3 separate regions of the Mus musculus genome follow, and all the other regions are linked to region 3. Evidence: chromatin loops called from intact Hi-C (ENCODE). Cell type or tissue: heart. All regions are shown on one strand. Region 1 overlaps Tenm3 (teneurin transmembrane protein 3). Region 2 has its middle 16 kb from the start of Tenm3. Region 3 holds the start of Gm19744 (a long non-coding RNA gene).

Region 1 (8,000 bases), 280 kb after region 3:
AATACTCCAGCTTACTTCACCTTCATCTTTGAAGTTCATTTGAATGATCACACTGCACAAACTTTTTTTTTTTTTTCTGTTGAAAATCTCACAAAGGTCCTGGCCAGAAATAACAACAGTTCTGGGGGCTTCACAGTGGTTTGCATTTTGAAGTCAAATTACCATGTGCGATGGACTCCAAAGTGGCTGGATTGTCTGGTGTCAGAGTCTCCGTGGGGAGGTGTGCATCAGAGGTCATGAACCCTGGTTTGTCAAAGCCTCTAGCCATCGTCAGTTAGTTTAGCATCAATAGATGTCCTTATTTCTGCCATCCAATAATTCGGGTGGACCTGGTTCCGTCTGTTCCAGTTTTCCTAAGAGAAAGATGACACCAGAAGTCTATAGACACTCAGAAGCTCAAAGCCCTCAGAATAAGACAAACAACAGGACCCCTCCGTACCCAGAAGTTTCTGCGTCCACTTGTTAATTTTCCTGCTGAAATTGCTTCTAGCAAGACTCTAAGTGTACTTTAGTTTTTACAAATTGGTACAGACCCTCTTTAGGAATTTTTCTTTTAAAAAAAATTGTCACAGTTGTTCCCTGACCCCCACCACCGCCCCTTGCCAAGAACATTTAAATAATGGAGACACATTATTTTTTTTCCCCAAGTTTTAACTAGCTTGGCTCTTTGTGGAACTAAGGAAGTCTTTTCGGTTAAAACTACCTAAGGTGTTTTGGGCACATAGTAGTCATTTAATTAGTGTGAGTGGAATTAAAGTACAGATGCTCTGAAGAAGGAAAAAAGCTAGCTTGTACACTGGTCTCCTCTCTTCGTTTCTCCGCATCCATTTTCTTTCAAACAACCATTAAATCGGACACTCACCCCATTACTGTTCTAGAAATTATCATCCTTTAGCTCACAAACTGCTTCTGCCTGCCAATTCCAAGAGCTTCCATCATCCTAAATATTAATCTGCAACGAGGATTCTTATTAAGTATCACCGAACTGTGCCCAGGCCCAGATCCTGAAGGCTGTCCTGCTGGACGTGTCATGTGTGCTGTTCATCCTCTTCAGTTTCCTAGAGGTCGCCCTCTGTCCCACTAGCCCTGACCTCTTCTACGGGGTGGTCTTCCACAGGGTGCTCTTCGTTATCGTCTTCGGAAATCCCCAAGATTCAAGCTGAGCATGTGGCTTCCTCTGCTCACTCACACACTGCCTCTAGATCTCAGGCATGATGGTAACGCACCTGGACGGAGCTGTGACTCTCTGCTGCAGAACTCCGTCACCCCTTCCCACCTCTGAATAGACAGTGGTGAGATGCTCGCCTTGGATTTTCTCTCACTTGACCTTTTGTCCTTCCACCAAACTTTATTCTTTTCTCGGGGCCCCTAACTCTGGCAGAGGCTCTGAGACTTTGTGGTTCTTGGCTAGCTCCACCCTTTATAGTCAAGAGATGTTTAGAAGGGAGCCAGTAAAAGGATGAAAGAGATTTTTAAAAAAACTGATGTGTGAGGTAAAATAATAATAACTTTTGAGTTTATCATGACAATGGATTTTAAGGGAAGATTAAAGAATAATCACCTTCAAGAAGATGAAATGTCCTTATTGAGAAAATGGCAGCCAACTGTTCATCACTGATACTTGATGCTAGTGAAGGCATTGTCTATAAGTGGTGGCTTTAGAGGGATACTCTCAAAACAGTGAATAAGCACTGTTATATACTACTTGGACGGATATGGCATAGTTATATTACTGGGATGGATATGGTATAGTACAAGTACCAAAAGATAAACAACAAAATTCATTAGGACACAGTGTCAATATTCATGGACTATATTTGGAAGAGATCTGCAGGTCAGTCTAGATCATGTAATATGTTTATATCCAATGTGGTAATCTTGTGATTTTATGACAAAAACATATGTATTATGGAGTTTACAATAATGACTTGAACTACCAATAGCGGTAAGTTCCATTAGGTCACAACTTCTATTGTCAAAATGCATGTCACCTCATTGGTGTATGTGAGTGGGGTTGTAGTGGCAGGGAGGAGGGAGAGAGACACAATAGCTATGTCATCATAGTCTCATAAGTACAATTACCTCATCATAGTCTAATAAAGGCAAATATCTGGACTACTTCATTTAACAAGGTGTGTCTCTAGTCTGGACTATTTGTTTCTAGTGACCCATCCATCTACACAGCACCTACTTACTGCCTACTTAGTTTGTACCTGTTGCGGAGTCTGCAGAGGAATCATGCAGTTGCCATTTCCCTTACCCAACAGTCTCTGTCTCCGTGAAATGTTTATGGTCAGAAAGGAGTTAGGGGCAAGAAGACAGGCAGCAGAATATGGTGTGAAGATGGATAGAAAAAGATATTCGCTCAACTCAATGGGGGCACACAGCCAGACCCTTCAGCTGGTCCTGGCCAATCAGGAAATTCCTTTATGTCACATTATGACCAAGCTGTGATTGGCCGGGTGAAAAGCAGCCTTGCCAAGCATTTAGCAAAGTGAAGTATAAAAAGAAATCTACACATACTTTATGTTCACAATTCAAGAGAACTCATTAAAAACATATTTCATGTACCCGATTCATGAAAATACCACAAGCCAACACGTTGCTGATTATCTACATGTGTTTTCCGAAGTAGATGCAGAAATGATTGATACTGCTGATCGTGTGGAAAATTTTTTTTGACATTATAAAATTTAAAAGGTAAATGTCAAAATTTATATGACTTCCGTGTTGTGTTCAGTACATGGAGGAAGGAACCGACTGGCACCTGGGTCTGGTACCAGAACAGACAAACCCTCTGATGACACTCCATCGCCATTTCTCACAAATAAGTAGCTCTTAGTTTTCTGAGACAAAGAAAGATACATACAGTGCCTTACGTGAATTCACAGGCATGCTACCTAGTTTTTCTTTCTTTCTTTTTTTTTTTTTTTGACATGAACTGCAGTGGTCCTAAGGCCAGTGTTTTGTGGCATGGGAAAGGGAGTGGCTGAGAATAAACAGTCCAGATTGAGGGCATTGCTGCTCGACCGGAGTCGCTTAGTTAACGTTTATTTATCACATCGGTATTTATGAAACTTGAACTGTCAGAGAATACATACAAATATGCCTCCAGGAGGTATTCCTATCTGCAAGACCTGAAATTTTAGGTGAGCCCCAGTAGGCTGCTCCGCTTGAATAGACAGACAGTGCCATCCCTGGGTGGGCCTGGGAATTAGTATTGCTGCCTGCACTCATGTGCTAGAGATGAACAGTGTGTTCCTTCCGCCTCTCCTCTTCCTCCCCACTGCACTTCCAGAGGCCGGTAGTTCACAGATGTTATAAGGTTCTATACGCCTTGGAACTGGAGACTCCCTTTTAATGTTGCCTTTGGGAGGTGTTTGGCTTGATCCCTTAGCTCTTGCTATATATTCAGTACCTGGCATCCCTTCCCCTGAAAACTCTTGCTGGCCATCTTAGTTTTGAAAGTCTGCCCTCCAGCCCTGTCTAGCTTCCCACCAGGTTGGAATGATCTCCTTGCTCACCCTGGTCTCTCTCCAGCTTGGAAGTTTGCCAGTAAGGAAGCAGGCGGTCACCAAGCCTCTTGGATCCAGCGGCTTGCTTGCTTGCCCCCTGCAAGGAATCCAGACTTCATCACATCCACCTGGTCCCTGCTTCCTCCTCTTCCCTTGTCTGTCCAGATTGGTTAGGGCCCAGCAGGCTCCTGCCCAAGGTCACCCGAATGGGGCCAGAAATAAGGATGAGTTCTTTTGGTACACACCGGCTTGATTGCAAAGCAAAGAGCTTCAGTTCTTTATCACATACTTGACTGACTTTTCTTTCTTTTGGTGAAAAAAAAAATCAATGGCTTTGAAAACAAAGAAAAGAAACTTGCATTTTAGGAATCATTTTCACATGTGGCTGTTTTCATTTAGTTTTAAAATAAATATGAATATTTGGGGGTGAAGAATCACCTAGATTTTATTTCTTTAGATTCATTACAGACACCCATGAAAAATTATGAGCTGGCCTTTCTTGCAAGGCTGTTTTCAAGTCCTTATATCTATTGTGGATATGAACCTTGAATGTGATGAGAAAATAGGACCAGAAATATGATTTTAAAATAGATTTTTCATCAACTAATACTAGAGACGCTGTGGTTGTTAGGAAATTATGTGTGCTACTGACCAGAAAAAAAATGTTTGGCAAAACTTTCAATAAAATCTAAAATTTTATGCAGAGTGTGTGACCAGAGTAATTGTGCAATTATTAGGTACCAGTTGATATCAGCACAATTACTATACACCAATTGATATCAGTATACTAGAATCTTGGTAACAGTTTCTTTGACATTCTTTTTTTTTTAAAGGAACAGCGCTTTTAAGTGAAATTACAATTGTTAGCAGAGACCTTCTAATTGGCAGACACATGCCATCCTTCACATGATAATTTCTAAATCAAGTATTTAGGAATGCTTTGTGATCATTTTATTCTGCTACAAAATTTCCAGTTTGCAAACAATACTAATATTGGTATACCCTCCTGAAGTATTTTCAAAACAGGAGGAATTAAGGTATTTGGCCTTTTGTTCCTTCATCTATGATCTACATCCTTTGTAAACTGGGGCATCGTGGTTCCCAGTAGGTGATATACCTTGCTTGATAAATTTGGCTTAGACAGTGAACAACACATTTGAAACCAGTTTAATTATTGAGCCAAGTCTCTGAAAGGACTGTGTGACTCAGGAGCCCTCTCATTGAGACATAGCCTAAGCCTGGCACCCTGTAAATAGGTGGGTACAGTCTTAGCCCCTTTAGTTTCCAGTACCTCGTCTATAAAGTGGAACACTACTGCTGGCTACTTAAAGGGGCTTAGAGAATTTAAGTAGTAGGTGTTAGCTCAGGGCATAGCACTTGCCAATCATGCTAGTGACTTGGTTTGATATCCAGGACAAAAACAGAATAAAGAAAAAGAAAGATACACACCAAAATGCTCAATATATTATGCTGTCCTGGCATGAGATGTTCTATGGTAGTGTTAGCTTCACATGGTCATATATGAATATTGCTGTGTTTGAGATTGATTTTGTGTTAGCATCTCTGACAGTCTGGTTCCAGTGCTTAATAATTATCCGGGAATGTAAATATCTTGGTTTCAGTTGCGTTCTGGTTCTGATTCTTCAAGGCTGTAGGCTTTGTAGGGAGAGGCCAGAAGCACTGTGACTATGAAGCAAGGTCAGCACCAGTTGGAGGTAACAGCTCATTCATGGGCCCATTTTTAAAACAAAAACAAAAACAAAAAAAAAAAACCCCAATCTGCTTTGATTTGGTTTGGTTCATGCATTTTTAAAAATCTTCCTTGTGGTGTGCAGTCATTAGTGTTTTATGCCTAAAGAACTGAATTCAGTTATAAGTAAGATTCATTTAATATTGCAAGTATGATTCCATGTGGTTATTCATTCGCAACATAAAATAGCCACATGGTTCAACATATTTAATAGTTTCTGCTTGTGCAACTGTAGGGAATTCTGCAGATCCTCTGTAAGAACTACTTTGGTTGTGAAGGCAGTATCCATAATGCTAATTAATCCCAGCATCATCAATATGGCCAGTGATGATAGAAGAAAACAGGAACTGAATGTGTGCCTTATGTCTGCACACTGCCCTGTGTGACCCTTTGGTGGACTCCCAAAAAAAGATGGCAGTGAGTGACTGCGTGGATGGGTGTGGTCGCAATCCCATGGTTTTCCTTGGAAAATGTATGGAGACCCCATCCTTCATATGTCAGCAAAGGAAACAACTTAAAAACATCTCTTCCTAGGTCTCTTCTGTCCCTACCCAGGCTCTGTGAAAGTCAGCCCTTGATAATTCTTAAGGGATGTTGTCTTTGTCTCATTTGGAATAATCACTTTTTGTATTCAGAAAAACTAGACACATACGTAGCGTACTTCCAATATAATGCTACATTAAAAACATTTGCCTAACCTGGATCTGATATTTATAAATGGGCATTGCTCAATTAGCATTTTAAATTGGAATTTTAATAAATGCTATCAATCAGTGACCAATTTGCATAGCATTTATCTGGGGAAATGAGCGTGCCAAATATCGGTCTTCTTAAGATTCATCTTGCCCCAAACTGTGATTTATTTAAGCTCTTCAAACCATTCATTCTTCCATTAAAGAGTCCGTCCATCTTCCTGTGTTCTCCCGTTCTGATCCAGATCTGCAAATCCGTGGTCATCAGAATCAAGAGATACATTTCCCAAGGACAGACGAGTCCTTGGGTCTTAGCAATTTCCAACTCTGCAATGTTCTGCCTATTTAATTTCTCTAAGACTCCAAGAACAGCTTCTTCATGCTCTGTTTTCAGGTTATATAGTGTGTACTTGCAATGTCTTGGGGCTATCCACCCAGAGAAGAGTCAAGCATTGGAGAATCTGTGAAATGATTCTTTCAAAACAGTTGATTCAGGGAGGTATTTGCTTAAGAGCTTTGAATTTTTTTTTTGTGCCCTAAAAAAAATATCTATTGTTCTCTTTTTTGACCCAATTTTACTAAAGAGAATTTCAAAACCTTGAAATAACTTCAAATTTTAGATTGTCAAAGGAACGTCTAAATTTTAAATAATTGCTATTTTAAAGTAACTTCTATGATATCTTAATAATGCCAATTAAAGGTCCCAAATCGATCCCTCCCCGCACAGTCTGGAATAGGATGCGTTTGGTGAATCGTGGTTTTTAGAAGGGCCTCCTTCGTTATGAAAGAACAGTAAGAGGCAGATAATTTGCTTAAATATGGAGTGGCAACTGCTATTTCTCGGTGTGCTGATGGATGTCTGAGAAGGTCATGGAGATTGAGAAGAGGAAGTCTGCAGAGAAAGGGATGCCTTCGTAACCTTGGACCCTTAGATGTCAGGACTATCAAAGCCAAAAAAGGACAAACATGGTTATCGTGGAATCCTGAGGATATGGAAAATGATTGTCCTTCCCCAAAAGAAGGGGGGAGTGGAAGTACGTGGATTCTTGAAAAATACAGGGATGAAATGATAGTTTATCTCCTACAGTATCATCTTTTGGGGTGTGTGAGTCTAAAGTGAGTTAAAATGAAAAATGAAAAATGGTAACAATATATTGATTAAAATGAATGAAAAAATATGTACATATGTATGTATCTTTTATAACTGTAAAAAAAAAAAACCCGCTGGTAAATCTAAAAATCCTTGAACAGCCATTCTCAGAGTACTGGAAGTGGTGTCTGAAGGGGGAGGTAGAATGTTCTAGAAGAAAGAGAAATTAAAAGGCAGGACGTTGGAATGGAGGGATTGAAAAATATGATAAAAGTGGAGCCCGAGGAGAGGAAGGGACAGTTTGGGGAATAAAAAAAAAATTGAGCGCAGTAATATTGAAGTATGTTTTATTTAAAAGTAAAGCTGGTTAGAACACATTAGCTTTTGCAGATCAGGGTTGGCCAGCCCTGCACTTCATTCAGAGATCAGACCACTTGGTCTTAAGCTTCCAGCTCCAGGGCCCCTGGTGACGGTCCCCAGCATCTGGGGAGGAGGGGGGCGCTAGTGGTGAGTACCGGGATGCACGGCCGCCCCTGCGCCGTCCCGGGGCCAAGAGTGGCGGAGCAACGTGACCGAGGCTCAGGGCGAGCGCGGGCTGCGCGGGTCCCCGCGGCGCTCCCAGGCGACACCCACCCACGCGCTGCGCACGCCGGGCCGGGCGAGCTAGACTCCGGGCCGCGTGTGGACTCCTCCCGCCTGCAGGTACGGGCTGGCGCGCCTCTGCCGGGACTTAGTTGGGCCGACCAGAGGAGAAGTGGCGGTCCCCTGGGTGTGGGGTGGGGGTGTGATGAAGCCTGTGCTGTGCAAGAAAGGTGGCGGAGCAGGGCTCGGGATTCAGGATGCGCGCGGGGAAAGGAGATTCTTTGTAAGCCCGGGAAAGTCGAGCGGGTGGAGACTATGGACGTTTGCAGGATGCACAGCAGCCTGCCGGGCTGTACGGGAGCACAGTGCTG
Region 2 (8,000 bases), 150 kb after region 3:
AATCATCTGTATGTTATTGCTAGGGTTTACTTGACACCAAATCACATGTGAATCAGACTTATTGTGTGGAAGACATTTAAGAGTAGTATGCAGCTGGGTTTGGTAGCATACTTCTTTAATCCTAGGATTTGTGAGGCCAAGGCAGGTGGATCTCTGAGTTCGAGGCCAGCCTGGTCTACAGAGTGAGACCCAGAACTAAATAGAGAAATCTTCATCTCAAAAACAAAACAAACAAAAAATGGCATTCCAGTATATTCTTCTACTGAGATAACAAAAAAGGTGAGGTAGAGAAGGGCCACGGTAATCAGACTTAAAAAGATGGTAGAGAATTTTAATTAGACTCAGTCTTTTCTCTTCCCAGCCATTATGTCCCAAATAGTGTTCAGCTAGAAAGCGTTAGCCACCGAAGCTGGGCGTCTTCATAAGTTGTCCCAAGAGTGAGAGAGCAGGTGAAGTGAGAGCCATCAATCATTAGTCAGCCCCGCCCCCATCTTCTCCCATTCACTGGACATGGGAGACCCAGGTTGGCGATGGGGTCCAGTCTGCAGAAAGTTCTGTGCTGGTGGTGAGTGAACATGCTACATGGAACAGGGGACATGTGACCACACCATTTAGCATCACACAATCAAAGCAGTTCCAGGATGTCTTAATGTGTTTACTGACACATCGTCATTCTCCCTTGAATATAGGAGAGATGATAATGAAGATAATGAAGCACTCTGCTTAAAAAAGCCATAGATTGTTAACAAATAACAAGCTTTGACGACCAGCGAGTGGAGGAATGAAGCCGCTATTATTCTTTCCTGAAACTGCAGAGGCATTGATTTACTATAGAAATAATTGCATTATAATTGCGTGTGACTTTTCAATGCTGTTTGGAATCTTTTATTCCTTTCAGTGTGCCACCAAAATGTTTAGTGCTTCAAAGGATGCCATAAACACCCTAGCGGAGCATTTGTTGAACTAGAAAATTAGGTGCGATTAGACTAATAAACCAATCTCGCGGGGAGCTCTTCGCGAGGACGAGGGTTTCTTCAGAATCTGTTCCTATGGCATTCTGTTTCCTGACATTTTAACCCTAATTTGTCTTCCTTTTAACTAGATGCTTTCGGAGACACCCCGTTTCTGTTTGTTCTACCCTCTTCGCTTCTGCCAAGTGCTTTCTTATGCTTCTCTGTCTTGACCTTCCCTGGAAGGGTAACTCCCACAGGATGACTGCTGGTCATCTGCAACCCTGAGTATGTGTCTGGGTCACCATACCTGATTTCAGTGTGATGTGTGATCCTTACTTTGCCAATGCTCTTGGTGGCGGTGTCTACAGGAAAGATGTTCCTTTGTTGTTTATGATGGTAGAGAAGTCAGAGATCTGGTAATAATTGTCATTAGCTTTCCATATTCTGCAGTTCTTACTGAATGGGGTGATTTGTACTGCGTAGGAGAAGGCTAAGATGAGAAGAAGGGCTGGCACTACCAGGCTCTATCTGAGAGCCCAGTAGGGTTGCACTAAACAATAGGGAATGCAAGCAAGTGATCTTTCCTATTAGGTCAGTATGTATAAATTACACTGACCTATACTTTATTTACTTAAAAAAGTTTACCCTTCCTTCCTGTATTTTCTCATAGGGCAGGAAACCACACTTGTATTTGAAATATGTTTTCTGAACTGGGTTAATGCGGCTGACTTACGAGAGCATACATGAGTACATTTGTAACTTAGGGTACATTTTGTAAGCGTGTTGTAAAATAACCTGGACATTCACTCCTCGAATCTTGAAGCATTTGGATCCATTGCTTAAGGAACGTGTGTCACAAACTGTTCTAACAACAACAACAAAAAAATTCAATTATAATAATTGGACATTTTCTATTTATTTTGCATTACTATTAGCCCCGCAGTTTTTAGTACTCATAACATTATGAACTCCATCAAAGACTAGCCCCACGGGCCCTGAGGACTTGGGCCAATAACATAATGGTAAGTCGCATCATGTATATAGTTCATCTGCCTAGTGTTTTGAGGTTTTCAAGTTGTATCCACTAGGAAGGCTCTGTAGATAAAGGATGAGAGGGAAAGGCATTAGGTACATTAGTTGAAATTGGCATCATGATGCCAAACTGTAATAAGCCTTAAGGGAGCTCACTGTTGAATCTACTCAATTGAATGCTGCAATTTCCCATAACAATTTAAAAGGCCTGCAGGCATGCTAAAGTCATAGCTGGATCTTTCAGTTAACACTCTGTAACATGACCCCAAAGCCTCATTTACATCACAGCAATTAAAATATATTCCACATTACATGCTTGCTACCATGTACTAGAGAAATAATTCGACCAAGTGCTGTGTTTTCCAAAACACAGTCATGAAAAATCAGAGAATTCACAATTTCTTCTCTCCAAAGTGATATTTTCATAGCGTACATGATTACTGGGGGTCATGTGTTTATGAAGGGGCAGAGGGCAGAGCAGGAGAAGAAGATGCAGTCAAGATGCCTGATAGTTAGTAGTCAAGACTATTTGGTGGCCCACGTGAAATTAGGTTCGTGGTCTTCGTCTGCTCCATAGGTGACAGGTGTCCAATATGCAAAATTATTACAGCAATCAGTGCTAATTGGCCCCCTACATGTAACCAGAAAGTAGAGGGACCAAAAATTAAATGAGTATTAAAATAATTCACCTCCTACCTGCAGAAATGCTATCTCTAGACAGGGGTAGAAACCTCCACAGAGCCCATTTAGGAAGCTGAGGGAAATTTTCAATGGCGCCCAACCTTGGAAGGAATTATTTGTACAAATTAGAGTCCTTCACCAGTGCTACTGCAAATTTAATTAAAATCTCTCAGCATATAGATTATTAACTGACAGGACATCTATTTATTTGTCTGGTTGTTGGTTGGTTTTGTTTTCTCAGAACAGGGTTTCTCTGAATTCCTTTGTAGACCAGGCTGGCCTCGAACTCACAAGGATCCACCAGCCTCTGCTTCCCAAGTGGTGCGATTAAAGGCATGCGCCACCACGCCTGGGTAGCATGCCCATTTTTAATGAGATGAGCAGCAAATTAAATTTATCTGACAGCAAAGCCACCATGGCCAGAATGGGATCCTATCTTCTAGACAATTGCTGGTGCACTTTGGCAATGCCTTTCCAACTGCAGAAACACAGACAAAATTGACTCACTTCTCACTGTTGTGGTGGCTTTATATTTATCGAGTAGCCACAACTTAGCAGATTACCTTGAGAGTGTGGTTTGTTTGCTTGTTTGTTTTTTTTAAAACAATTGTCTGAACACGTCGCCCTGGTATTAAGCAGTGGCAGAAGTCCAGCTTTGACACTTGGCAGGCAGGCAGGCAGCCGGAGAACCAAGTGTGCTGACTTTCTCTGTGCGTCTACTGGAACACTCTTGCCTGCACTGCCCTTTTGTGGTCAGGAAGAGCGGTGAAAGAATCCTGCTTCAGCAGACATCTGAGAAGGCACCAGCTTCAGCTGCTGCCCAGCTCCACTTTAACTCTCTGCCTTGCTTTATAACTGCCATTAGTGGAAACATGGGAGTGAATTTAATGGCTTTTCTTGCTCCCAAGCCTTTGTGCTCATTATTGAAAGGGCTTCCTTTGTGCCGACAAAGTCCCCTCCTAGGCACCCACTTGAGCAACAACGTGGGACAGCCTGAATTACAGCCCCCAGCCCCTCAGCAAGTGTCTCTGACCCAAGTTGAGCCATGTCTACCGACCTTCTAAAAATGTCTGAATTATGCACTTATCTATCTTTCTGATGTAAAACATCCAAGAAATCCAGGGCCAAGTGATTGAATGCACGTTTCCTATTTTTACTTAACTAACTGGCAGCATTTAGACGGAGCCAAAGTGCTCAGTGTGCGATGCATACACACTTTACGATGTATGACTAAACTTAAGATGTCAAAACATTGAATTAGGTGAGACTACACCTCGGGAAGCATATTTATAGTCCTTGATACGGTTACATTTCAGTTTGCTTAAAAACAAATAGTAAACACTGGTGGTGTAAAATATTACAGGAAACCTCCATGTGCAGCCAACTTCCCAGGCTGACTGTAACAACATTGGTCCCAAGTCTCATGATGTTAGAAGCTAAATCTAACCCCAAGTAGCCTATGGCATCTTCACAGCGCACCAAGAGGGTCTGTTTCTTTTTCAGTGTGTATATGTGTCTATGGACGTTCATGTGTATGCAGGGACACATGTGTCTATCTATATAGTCTATATGTCCATGTGTGTGCATGGATATAAAGCCCAGAAGTCAACCTCAGATGTTATCATCAAGAACCCTTTGAGGTAGGATCTCTCACTAAACCCTGAGTCCACCAGTTAGTCCAGACGCCCACTAGTTAGCAAACCCCATGGGTTCCACTGGCTTCATTCCCTAGCACTGGGACGACAAGCTTGGGCCACGATACCCAGCGGTTTTATGTGTATTCTGGGACTCGAACCCAAGTCCCCTTCCTTATAAGCAAGCAATTTGCCAGCAGTTCCCAAGAGGGGTTCCTTCAGATTTTTTGTGGCCACTTAGGCTCTCAGACTGAATCCAAAGTCCTTTTGAAACCCTGGAGCAACTCTACCATGGGCTTTTCCATTCCCTTAGAGATACTCACTTCAAGGAGGAAAAGTGTTTTGAGGGAATCTGTTCATATATATCTTTCTTCCACTGGACCTCATTACATTGAGGGACTATGTTCCATTCAACACTGGACCCTGCTTCTCCCTCCCTGGGAGTTTGTGAAGAAGGTGCCATTTGGTTGGGCTGGGGCTTTTCAGACTGAGATCAAAACTGTCCTGTAGGCAGTAGACAGAATGCATGTTTATTATAGCAATTTTGCCTGTGGGTTACCGAGGCGTGAATAACGGCAGTTATCCTTTATTCTCCAAGTACTTGTGGGTAGTTATCAGGTATCCACCTAGTTGTTACTAAAATAAACCTAACATAGCTCTTTGAATCCAGAGCCTCTTAATCAGCTTTATGGCTGCCCTTGAAAGCCCCTTCAGTGTTTGCCTACCGCCTTCTGCAACCAAGACATAAATATTTGGATAACGTTATATATGAAATCATTTTGAAATTATTCGTATGGAGGCTGTGCTCTCCACCTCGTTCTGTGGAGGAATTTCTGAATAAGCGCATAAAAATTCACGACTAAAATTCCATTCAAAAATTTTAGCAAAATACCAGTTTCCTTCTGCGTGTCTTAATTCCTTGCTGTCTGACTTCTGTAACTGAGCTTGGATCCATTTTTAATCCACCTAGTGCCCTTAGGTGACTAATGTGGATGTTACTCTTGCACATGGGACAAAGTTCTTGACCTAATGATAGTAGCTGGATTTTATCAAGTATGCATATGCCAACCACCACACTAAACACCTTGAATTTATTTTAATCTCTTCTAATCTTCATGGTCTGTCTACAAGAAGGCTATTAGTGTGTGCTTGCTAGGAAATTAAATATAGGAGACAGAGCCTTAGAGACTTTATGCAACCACTTAAGGCCACATGTCTCATCAATGGTAAATAGTGAGAGCTAGACTTTACACATGAGTTTGTATTGTTGAAACTCCTGCACTGTCTTGTTCTTTACGCTTGTATCAGTATAGATATTTTTAGTTGAAAAAATGCAGGCTAGGAACATATTGTTTCCGAATCTGTTTCTAAATCGTATTTCTGTCTCTGAGGTCTGTTTCTTCTTTATAGACTGCAATGGCAGGCAGTCTTTCTCCAGAAATGTAAACAAGCTCCAAGTTTACAGCCTCCCAGATTAGTAACAGCAATGAAATGAAATAGGCTTGCAGCCAGTGGCTTTATCAGATGTCCCGGGACTGACCTTACCGGCACGAATTAGGTCACAGGTCCTCTCCTGTGCAATCACTGACATCGAGTGTCAGGGCCACATGAACCAACTCTCTCATCTCCACGGAGGGAAACACAGGTTTGCAAGGAGGATTCCAGTGACCATGAGGAACCCCATGAGCGTAGCCTGTCCCCATGGATAACCGGACCACATGGGGTGGAAGACAACTAAAGAGAATTGGGCCCATGTCCCCATCTGAAACATATAATACCATACATTCCATTGGCCCTTTATTTTTAGAGGAGCAGCTTGGAAATGTTTTCAGTATATTCAAGTGTCTTGTTGGCCTTGGATTCTTTTCCTTACTCCTCCGATGAGTTTCATTTGGTTTTTATTTTTGCTTCCCCCGTACTGGGTTCTCAGCAGATTTAAATATGATGGTATTTTCAATAGGACAGCCTCATGATTGTTAACAGTGGGTCTCTTGATATCCTGAATCAATTTGTTAAAACCCTTTGCTGTTCCCTGCAGTCCCCCTTTCTTTCTGTCTGCTTTGTTTGTTTTTATTTATTGTTTTGTTGTTGTTGTTGTTGTTGTTAAATGTTACTGTTTGTCTTTTTGAGACAGCATCTCCTTAAGTAGGCTTTCCTGGGACTTTCTTAGTAGCTGAGGTTCACCTTGAACATATATTTCCAATGTAAGCCTCTTGAGTATTGGGGTTGTTCGTGGGATTTTCATTGTTTAATTCTCCTGCTTGTTCTAAGATTTTGATGTGAAGGCAGTGACTGAGGATACAGGTGTGATGGCTAGGAATGAAATTCAATCTATAAAGTGATACCAAGAAAATCTAAATTTGATCCCCAGAACCTATGGAAAAAAAAAAAGTCAGGCGTGGTGATGTGTGCTTTTATAGTCCTGTCCCTAGGGAGGCACAAATAGGTGACTGCCTGCATGTCCCTGGCCAGCTAGTCTAGCCCTCATGGTAAGTCTCAGGCAACTGAGAGACCCTATCTCAAAATAAAACAGTAAATGGCACCTAGGGAACAATGGTTGAAGCTGTTCACAGGCTTCCATACATATACACACATGCACACTCAAACATATGCACATGGGCCAACACATACACACTCATGCATACACACATGCAGCAGCACATACATGCTCATACACACTTACAAACACATATACATACATGTACCAGCACATGCACACACTCATACATATAGACATATAAATTCAGAGACACAAAAAGATTTGGAATAATGAGGAATGGGTTCAAATTCTGATCAGCTGCTGTCTGTATGATCTTGGGCAAGTCAATCAATCCCTTTTGGTCCTAGCTCTCTTGTACGAAGTGGGATTTATAATTCTTAGCAAGATTATTGTAAGGGTTAAGTGAGGGCATATATGTAGAGCACCTGCCATATTTTAAGCACTCGATAAATAACCAAGATAGAAATTAATAATTCACCAGAAGCTTTTCTGGCCACTCTTAAGGAAAGGACTCTGCGCAGCAATTAGGGAAATGACATCAACTCTTTATCTCAGAAGCCCTTTCCAACTGTCACCAGGCCCATCAGATGGGACTTTAAGTCATGGATAGCTCCAGCCATTTTTAAACCATCTAGAAGGCCAGCTTGTCTTTTTCTCTACAACCTAAGGTTTGGATTCGGGTTCCTGTGGTTTATTGACAGCATAGAAATAAAGGAAGAGTAAGATACTTGAGTGTGAGCCCCAGTGTGGCCACAATGGTGGCTGGACTTGAGACTTTGTCTTAGCGCTATTCACTTTATTTCCTGTTCCTTAAAACTGGTAATTCAAAGTCTCTACATGCAAAATACTTAGTGTGGGAGCGTTTCATGAATGGGTGTCATTTTTCCACCTTGTGTTTGACTATAGCTGACACATCTACCCAGATCATTCATTCCTTTGAAGTCGGAAGGACCTCCTCCAACCAAACAAACACTGCAACAGTATCAAGCCGTCGGGTTTCTTTGTTTCTTTGTTTGCTCCTTTGTTTTACATGGTGAGCATCCGAGGCCATTTTGTTGCCACAATGTTACATATATGACACATAGCTAGTTCCTTACTTATTCCTTCAGACCAGATCTGATTACTCCCAGAATTTTGGGTTTTGTTGTTTTGTTTTGTTTTGTTTTTCAAGACAGGGTTTCTCTGTGTAGCCCTGGTTGT
Region 3 (8,000 bases):
ACTAGTAACAGTCATTTCGTTTTATGACTTTGATCAAATTAGAATATGTTTTCGTTTCCCCCAGACCAATTGCCAAAGGAAATAAGTTATTTGTAAGGTGTGTAGGTGTGTGTGTGTGTGTGTGTGTGTGTGTGTGTGTGTGTGTGTGTGTGTGTGTGTAAAAACAGCCTGATAATCACTTGATGGCTACTTGAGAGACTTGTGTATCAAGTTTAAGTTCTAGTGCTGTGAGTTATTGCAGAGTGCATGCTTGACTCGTTGTGAAATGATTTACAGAGAAGATGTCATGTACCTAGACCTCAGACTCGTCTCAGGGACCACCAGCCTTTAGCGTGTTCTACAAGATCCAGGAGGCCCATCCATCCGCTTGCTCCTTGCTCTAGTTGAGACATAACCCCTCGGGGATTGTTGACTTACCTGAGCTTTTCAAAAGACGGGTTGGTTGCTCTAGTGTCTGAACTATAGCTGTCAATGTCATGTCTGCCAGCTCTTCAGTGTCTGGAATCCCTTTAGTGGAAGAGGTGACAGAGCTGCAGAAACTCAGTCTGAGCCTGACAGTCAGGTCTTTGTGGCTAAAGCAGAAGGAGTAAGTTCAGAGAACACCTTCAAACTAGAGTTCCCATCTTCACTCTCCCGAGAGAGAACCCTACACCTGCGTGGCTCCACGTTCCCCTTCTGTGTGCTTGAAATACTCCCAAGTCAAAAGGGAAAGTGTGCTTTGGTGGCGTCTGTTCCCCAGCAGAGGGAGGTGGGAACAGCTGCCACCCAGCCCCTTAGCTACAGGCTGGATCTCAGAGCAAGAGAAAGCACACAGCTTCAAAACAGCCTCTGTGGAGAGCAAGCGCCACCTTACATGGCCAAAAACACATGGCTGAGGTTGGCATGAGGGGAGCTGGAATATCAGAGCAGAGGCCTCTCTGCTCTGACTTCCTATAGCCCGGGTGTGCCCTTCCTAATCCCGAAGGAAATCTGAAGGTTCCAGTCACCTTAAAATGCTTGTTAAGGACAGGGCGACAGAGGAGGCTAGGGGAAAGGAGCTACAGTACAGCCTCTCCCTGATTAGCAGACCAGATTAGCATTGCTAAGACTACATAGTCTCCAGCCACCCTGGGCAGTTTGCAGTGCAGGCCAACACGGGCAGCAAACACTTGCATTTCTTCTGCTAGTCCAGGTTTTATTACTGCCAAAGTGAGCAATTCACCATCTTTCCCCTCCCCTGACAGCAGCGCAGCCACAAGGCAAAAGTTGGGATGGCTACACATCAAGCAGTTCACTGCTTTCCAGGGATGCTCTTGGAGCACAAAACCTGGACAGTTTGGTTTTGCCCATCAACATTTCTTAAGGGGTCCAAATGATGGGACCTCTGAGGGAGGAGGTGGGGAGGAGAAGGGAGAGAAGAGCAGTAAGAAAGGAAGAGGAGGGAGGGGAGGGGAGGAGAGGAGAGGAGAAGGAGTCAAGCTACATGCACACACCCTGGCTGCTTTGCCTTACTACAGGCTGAGCCTTGCAGAAGCTGACAAATGCTGACCAGACACCAGCATGCTTTGTCCACCAGCAAAACCTGGCACGAAGCAAAGAGAGTGAGAGCATACAGTGATGTGTTCTAGAGGTGTGTGTGTGTGTGTGTGTGCCTGTGTGTGTGGGTGTGTGTGTTAGTGTGCCCATTAACATGAAGTTTCAGCAATATTTAGTGGAAAACGTTAAATATCACTTAACTGGAAAGTGGGCTGGAGACAGGTTCCAAGATTTGCTACCATTTCTCCATTGTATGACTTCTGCAATTCCTTTCTTCATTTATCAGCAGTGTTAGCCATAATGAGGAATTTAGGGAAGAGCTGAGGTAAACAGTGCCCCTCCCTATCTCTCCCTGCACACGACTACTCTGTTCTGGCATCTGTGGGGCTGGCGTAGTGTGTCTTTATTGTGTCCTTTAGATATCAGCACAGGAAAGAGCAAGAAAGGGGGTTTGCTTCTTGGACAATTATAAGTTACACTCACAAATTTGTGTGTGTGTGAGGGGGGTTGCTGAGCTATAAGGTGATTTATAAAATGTCCTCAGATTTTGCTTATGATCAGGACAAGGGAGTTTACTTGATTTTCTTGTAATATGTGGGGCCATACATTCGTAAGTGATGTACTTCTTATGATAATGAAGAGAGGAAGGGGTAAGTAGCCGACTCTGCCACCTTAGTCTTTCTAAAGTGTGAAATTCATGTGGCAGGAAAGAGGCTGTACCAACCTAGGGCAACTCTAGATTATTCCAGAAAGATGTGCCAGTGGGTCTTTGGGTCACTAATGCTGGTGGAACCGGGTCAGCTTCACTTATTGCCAAGGCTTTGCAAAGCCCAGAGGTGCACTCAGAGGCTTAGCATCTTTGGGAACTGGACCCATGGGCATGGATGCACTAATTTGAGTTCCCTGACTCTTTGTCAAATCCATGGTAAACTTTGGGGGGAGGGAGGAGAGGGGGATCAGAAAAGTCCAGGCTTTTCTATATTTGCCTGACTGATAGATTTGTTCTTGTGAACGCAGTTAAAAATACAAATGTCTTCGATTCCAGCCAGGACAAGTTAGGTACTGATCGGTGGAGTCCTCTGTGCTGAAATTCGCATTGGAGGTGGGACCCAAGGGCTTGGCTGAGACCAGTCGGCAGGCAGTAGTTCAGGGCAGGCCTGGGGACTCTCCACTGCTTCTGGCAGCTCCAGGCTGGTCTCAGGGAATACCTGGGCGCTCCTCGAGGAGCTAGACTCTCATTGGTGCAGTGGTTCTCTCCAGGGCGTTGGACCCAGTCCCTCCAGCGGACAGAAAGAAGCCTGGAGGTGGCTGGAGGCAGGAAGCCAGAGCGCGATTCTGTAAAGGTTCTAAGTTTGGAGTTCCAAAACTCAAAGGGCAGGAGCTTTTGGGCAGTGAAAAATGGCTCCCCGGGTGGGCTTTCCGCAGCTAGGGGTGAGGGTGGGGGCGGGGGCGGAGCCCGGGGCTGGAGCTTCCCGGAGTAGAGTTTTGGCAGAAACTTACAAAGTGGCAGTGTCCTTAGGGAGGTAAAGTTGTTTCGGCTCCCACTGCCAAGGGAGTGTGGCAGGGGCGGTGTTGTGCTGCTAATAATCTGAGGGAAGAAAGGAGAAACAGATCGGGATGGGGCTGGTGGTGGTGGGCTTTAGGTTTGTTGAGTAGCCCCTGACAGTGGCTACTGGTTGGAGGTCCAGCTACTTGAATCTGGGGGCGGACACTTGTTCTAAACAGGACAGAGCTGGGACCTGGGAGGAAGTCTAAGTGTTCAGTGCAGCCCTCCCCTGCCGGAGTCCGAAGGTCATTTGCGCTTTTCGTCCCCAACAAGAGGACACTTCTAGAAGGAAAGATGCAGGTCATTTTCAGAGGCCCGTCAAGGGCGGGCCGCCTACCGGGGGTGGCAATCCTTAATTACACCCTTCTGTCTAGGAATCCATCTTCCCAGGCAGTGTCTTGCTCTCCCACCACCTCGGGTGACTCAGCTGACCCGAAATGCCTACCCTATGGAAGATCAAGAAAAGTAGTTTTCTAAGAAGGTTAGAGGTTTGATTACACCGAGAAGTGTTTCCACTTAAATCCAAGGCAATTACCCGCCCCTTTCCCCAGGTCTTCTTCCCCGGTCACCCAGAAAAGAAAAGGACAGACTCCCACGCACGTACCCCCTCACTTTGTTGGTGCGTGTGAATTTCAAATGGTGCTGTAAGTTCATTAGTGTTTGCAATCAGCGGCCGGCAGACCCCTCATCAGAGCCGAAAGCCGGCAAGAGCCATTCATCAGCATGAAGTGTTATTCATGGATGACCCCTAAATCACGGCGAGAGTAGTAGATACACTGATTGGTCACAGCATGGGAGCCTCGGTGCTTTCCCCGTACCGGCGTGGCTGGGAGGAGGGATGGGAGGGAGGGGCGGCGGTGTGGACGTGGTTCAGTCCGGCAAATCCCATTTGACAGCGAAAAAAGGCAGAAAACCGGGAATCTGATTTTTTGAATAAAGAAGAAGAAGAAATAAAGTACCTGTCATCTTGACAAGTGGCTGAGCGGAGGAGTCAAGGATTATAAATGATCACAGCCAGGTCCAGCTCGCCCTGTGATTGGGCTCTCCCGCGATCCGCACCAGGGAAGCGCATGGTAGGCTCCGCTCCTCTCTCTTACACATACACGCGCGCACACACACACACACACACACACACACACACACACACACGTGTACGCGCCTGGTCTCGGGCACACTCGCCCAGAACGTCCCCCGCCCTTGCCCACAATTACGGTCCTGGATGCTGCTCCCTGGCACAGCGCCCTGCTCGCCTGTTCACCTTTTCCTTCTCTCCTTCCTCCCTCGCTTCCTCCATCCTCCCACTCCCCGGACCGAGAAACCGGGATTCTGGCCGGTGGAGGAGGTTGGAGGGGCCGGGCGGGAAGCGCGAGGGGGAGCGCGCGGGGGAGAAAAAGAAAGTGAACTCATTGGCGCCCGCGCGCTTCCCTCCCCTCGCCGCGTCCCCGGGCCGCCCGGCCGTGGGCAGCGGAGGAAGTTGTAACACTTGCATCTCCCCCTCCCTCCCCTCCCCATCACCGGCCCCCTCCCCCGCGCCCGGCGCCTTTGAATTTGGCCAGGCGAGCGCAGGGGCGGACGCGGCGGCGGTGGCCGGGGAGCGAGCGGGCGAGCGGGCGGCGCGGGCGAGCAGAGCGCGGTAAGTGCGGCGCCGTGCGCCCTCCTTCCTTTCTGGGGTCCTAGCGCCCGGGCCTCGGGCGGGCGGGCGGAGAGCGAGCGAGCGAGCGAGCGAGTGAGCAGGGAAGCGCGGTTCCCTTTCCCAGGCACTGCTCCGAGGGGCGGCTGCGAGTTGGCCAGCCCTACAGGCGGCGGAGCATCCCAGCTCACAGACTCGGAGCTCTGGAGTCCCGGTTTCGGCCTCGGGTCCCCGCCCCTCCCTCGCGTCTGCCACCCTTGGCTGTAGGCTCAGGTGGGAACTTTGGCGGTGCCTCCCACCTGGCAGCGGGGCAGGGTTTCAGTGACTCTGGACTCTCTGGGTTCCCCGAGGAAGATGGTTCCCGGGAGCCTGTGGGGGCAAGGAGTGCAGATGACCTCGTTCTCTCTTTGGGGGTGCTACCCAGTTAGGGACACAACCTCTGGTTCTCTGGGAAGGTATCTGGAGGACTCCAGTGGGACTTCCGGGAGAGCTGGAAGCCTTGGGATGTCAGCATTTGCCGGGGCTGTGGAGAGGAGTCTTCCCCAACTGCCAGACTGCTAAGTTGCCAGGAGTGAAAGAACTAGGGCTGAGGATGCTGAGAGGAGTGGTGATCTCGGCTGAAACTTGATCTGGAAACTCTGGATGGGACTGAAAGCAAACAAAACATACTTTAACCAGGGCATTAAAAAAAAAAAAAAAAAAAAAAAGATGGATGAGCCTGCTGCTTGCTTCAGGTCACTATCACGTCTTTACAGCTGATGAGAGGGGCTTCAGATGTTTCAGGTTGGGGCCAATGATGCCTGATCTTTGCTGAACCCCTTACTAAATGCAGTTCAGATTCCATTCCTGCTGCCTCTCCTGTAAGTCAGTAGTAGAGGTTAACTTGTTAATTATTTTTATGGAGAAACGACAGTAAGCAATTCCATCGGGTATTAATAAAGCGATTGCAATTGTTTTCTGAGGTTCTAAGCTAGAGAAAAGTTCTCAAGACTTTGGAGTAGATGTATTGGAAATGAAATGAACTAGCCTGGCACTTTTTCCAGGACTCCAGGCAGCTGGGCTCTCCCTTAACAATACCTTGTACTTCTTATCTTCTGGCAGTGTATTTATCAAACATTTGTCGAGTCTGGCAGAGTCCACTGGTTGGTCTTTTTACTTGAAATAGCAATATGTGGAGCCATTACCTTGCTCTTCCGTTGTCAGATGAAAAGAAATGAGAAGAAAAGAAAGAAAGAAAAGAAAGAAAGCAAACAAAACTGGCACATTTGGAAACCTTAAAAAAGGACCACCTTAAAGAAGTATACAGCCTAACAATTGTTTTGATTTCTTCTGTCTTTAAAAGACCCCATACCTGCTTGAAAGAAATATTTGTAGCCTTTCTAGAATTAGGGACAGACTTTAGAATTTGGAATAGCTGTATAATCACAATATTTTTAATAAATTGTAATGTTAAAACCTATTTTATACACAGCTCAGTAATCTTATCTTGTATGCTCCAGTGTACACTTTTTGTACCCAAAACTTCTGGCTTGGATTTCTTAATATGTGAAGTTCTTGAGGAGCCTGGAAAGTTTCGATTTTTGATTCTAAATTCAGAGCAAATATTTAATTCTTTATGTAAGAGTAAGAGGTTAGTTCCGTAATAAGACTTGCTAATCCCACTTTAAAATGTCATGGCATTCACAAATTATTCTTAAATTCTTCAAAGCTACGGGGTTTATAATGACATTGGTTATTCTGGTGTGTATTTAGAACTATGAGCATCTCTCTTCCTGTTGCAGTCTCCTTAATGCTCTTGCCTTTTAAGATGAGGAATTTTAATATTCTTCCCTTTAAAAAGTACTACTCTCATTGTAGGAAATATATAACTTTAAAATAATATAAAAATTATGTTGTGGAAAGTAATTCTTTTGAATAAGACAGTGTTGCATCTTATATATACTGAACTGATTTGGGGGAAAATTGTAGTTTGACAGGAACTATGCTAGCATTTATGTATTTGGAAAATAATGAGACTCCTATGTCAATAACATTAAAATTAGCAATTCAGCATCAAGAATATTAACTAATGAACAATGGTTCACTATTTTTTAAAAAAACAGATTATAGTATACGACGTATGGCTGGTTACTTTTCTAAATGGAATGGTTTTGTGCAGCTGTATTTTCTAGAAACAAATGAAAGGGTGTAGTGTGGAGGCTTTTCTTACTCTGGTCTTGTAGGAGTCTTTTGGGCTGAGAAAGGAACCTGCTTTATTAGGGTGAAGACAAAGGAAGTTAAGGACGCTTACCTTTTTATAGAAAGTAAGCTTCCAAATAAAGCAAAAGTTTTTACATTTCTTTGAAAAGGAGACAGGGCTAGACAATAATGATCCGGTTAGCTAGTTAGCTAGTCTAGTCGAAGCTGATCTTCCTTAGCTTTGCTTATGAGAACTAAGAGTAGTGCCTGTCTTTGTAAAGAGTCAAGTCAGTAAGAGACTGGGGAAGTGAAGTAGCTATCACTGTGAGTGGAGCTATCTGTCAGAAACACTAAATCAGTGATGGGCTGCATGCACGAAAATGATGGTTTTTTTTTTTTTTCAACTGCTGTGGAAAAGTGCATTTGGGAATACAGAGGTTTATCTTACCTGCAACGAGGAGTCTAGGAATAAATCCAGACTGTGACCGTAGTCTGTAGGAAGCGTCCACCCAGCCAACTTCCTTAGGCTATAAAGAGTGGCTATTTTAATCTATGTATACTGCCTCTGTACTAAACTTTATTTCAGACCTTAGGATTTAGATTCCTGGGTGGTAGGAGAATGTCACGGAGGTACTATTTGTGCGTGAAGCAGGGTACTCAGAATCAGTTTGAATTGCCTGCCCCTTTGTTGAAGCTTGGCTGGGGAGAACTACTAAGCAGACTGTCTTACACACAGCTCTTGCACTCAGGGTTGCCTTTGAAAGTCAGATGTCCGTTTCAACTCTGCTTTTTCTTACGTAGAGAATATTAGGGGTTGCAAGCTTACTTTGATTGTAATCTGCAATTGGAGATAGCTCCTCTGGGCTTTCATTTGAAGTCTCTGTTCCTCTTTGCTTTAGAAAGTAGGAGGTGACAGTCCAGAGAAGAATCTAACTCACACTTGCAGAAGGAAGCCTTGTCCTGAAGAGGTGGCACACTGATAACAGCACCTTTTCAAAGTTTACAGCAACCAAGTTTGATAAATGATTTCTTGTAAGCTTCTTTTAGAACACATTTAAAACCTAATTTTGGAGATACCAGCTGTTTTAAGAGTTCTAATGGAAATTTTGGGTCTCAAAAAAAAAAAAGGTA

Evidence for each region. Peaks named below come from ENCODE experiments on the same cell type or tissue, not always from the same donor. Only the 100,000 strongest peaks of a DNase experiment are listed, where the experiment ranks them.
Region 1: it touches region 3 in a loop (2.5-fold over the local background); 10 of 42 quality-filtered maps call a loop at or near these places.
Region 2: it touches region 3 in a loop (2.6-fold over the local background); 3 of 42 quality-filtered maps call a loop at or near these places.

The regions. Positions count from the first base shown.
Region 1 is chr8:48,555,627-48,563,626 of GRCm38, reverse strand. All of the region lies in intron 2 of Tenm3 (teneurin transmembrane protein 3), which reads left to right. Among named protein-coding and RNA genes, the nearest start is that of Gm39178, 100 kb to the left of the region's middle. In heart, CTCF peaks have their summits at 3,199 and 7,556; a DNase peak (open chromatin) is centred at 7,676; H3K4me3 peaks cover 760 bases; H3K27ac peaks cover 574 bases.
Region 2 is chr8:48,686,216-48,694,215 of GRCm38, reverse strand. It overlaps a transcript of Tenm3 not described here. Among named protein-coding and RNA genes, the nearest start is that of Tenm3, 16 kb to the right of the region's middle. In heart, a CTCF peak has its summit at 3,407 (motif pointing left); a DNase peak (open chromatin) is centred at 3,395.
Region 3 is chr8:48,839,912-48,847,911 of GRCm38, reverse strand. It overlaps Gm19744 (a long non-coding RNA gene), which reads right to left and starts at 4,027. Exons shown (of 6, transcript XR_379026.3): 1 at 4,021-4,027; 2 at 3,666-3,745; 3 at 2,724-3,103; 4 at 418-572. It also overlaps a transcript of Tenm3 not described here. In heart, no CTCF peak of the experiment used is centred here; DNase peaks (open chromatin) are centred at 4,361 and 5,051; H3K4me3 peaks cover 3,502 bases; H3K27ac peaks cover 2,738 bases; H3K27me3 peaks cover 4,165 bases.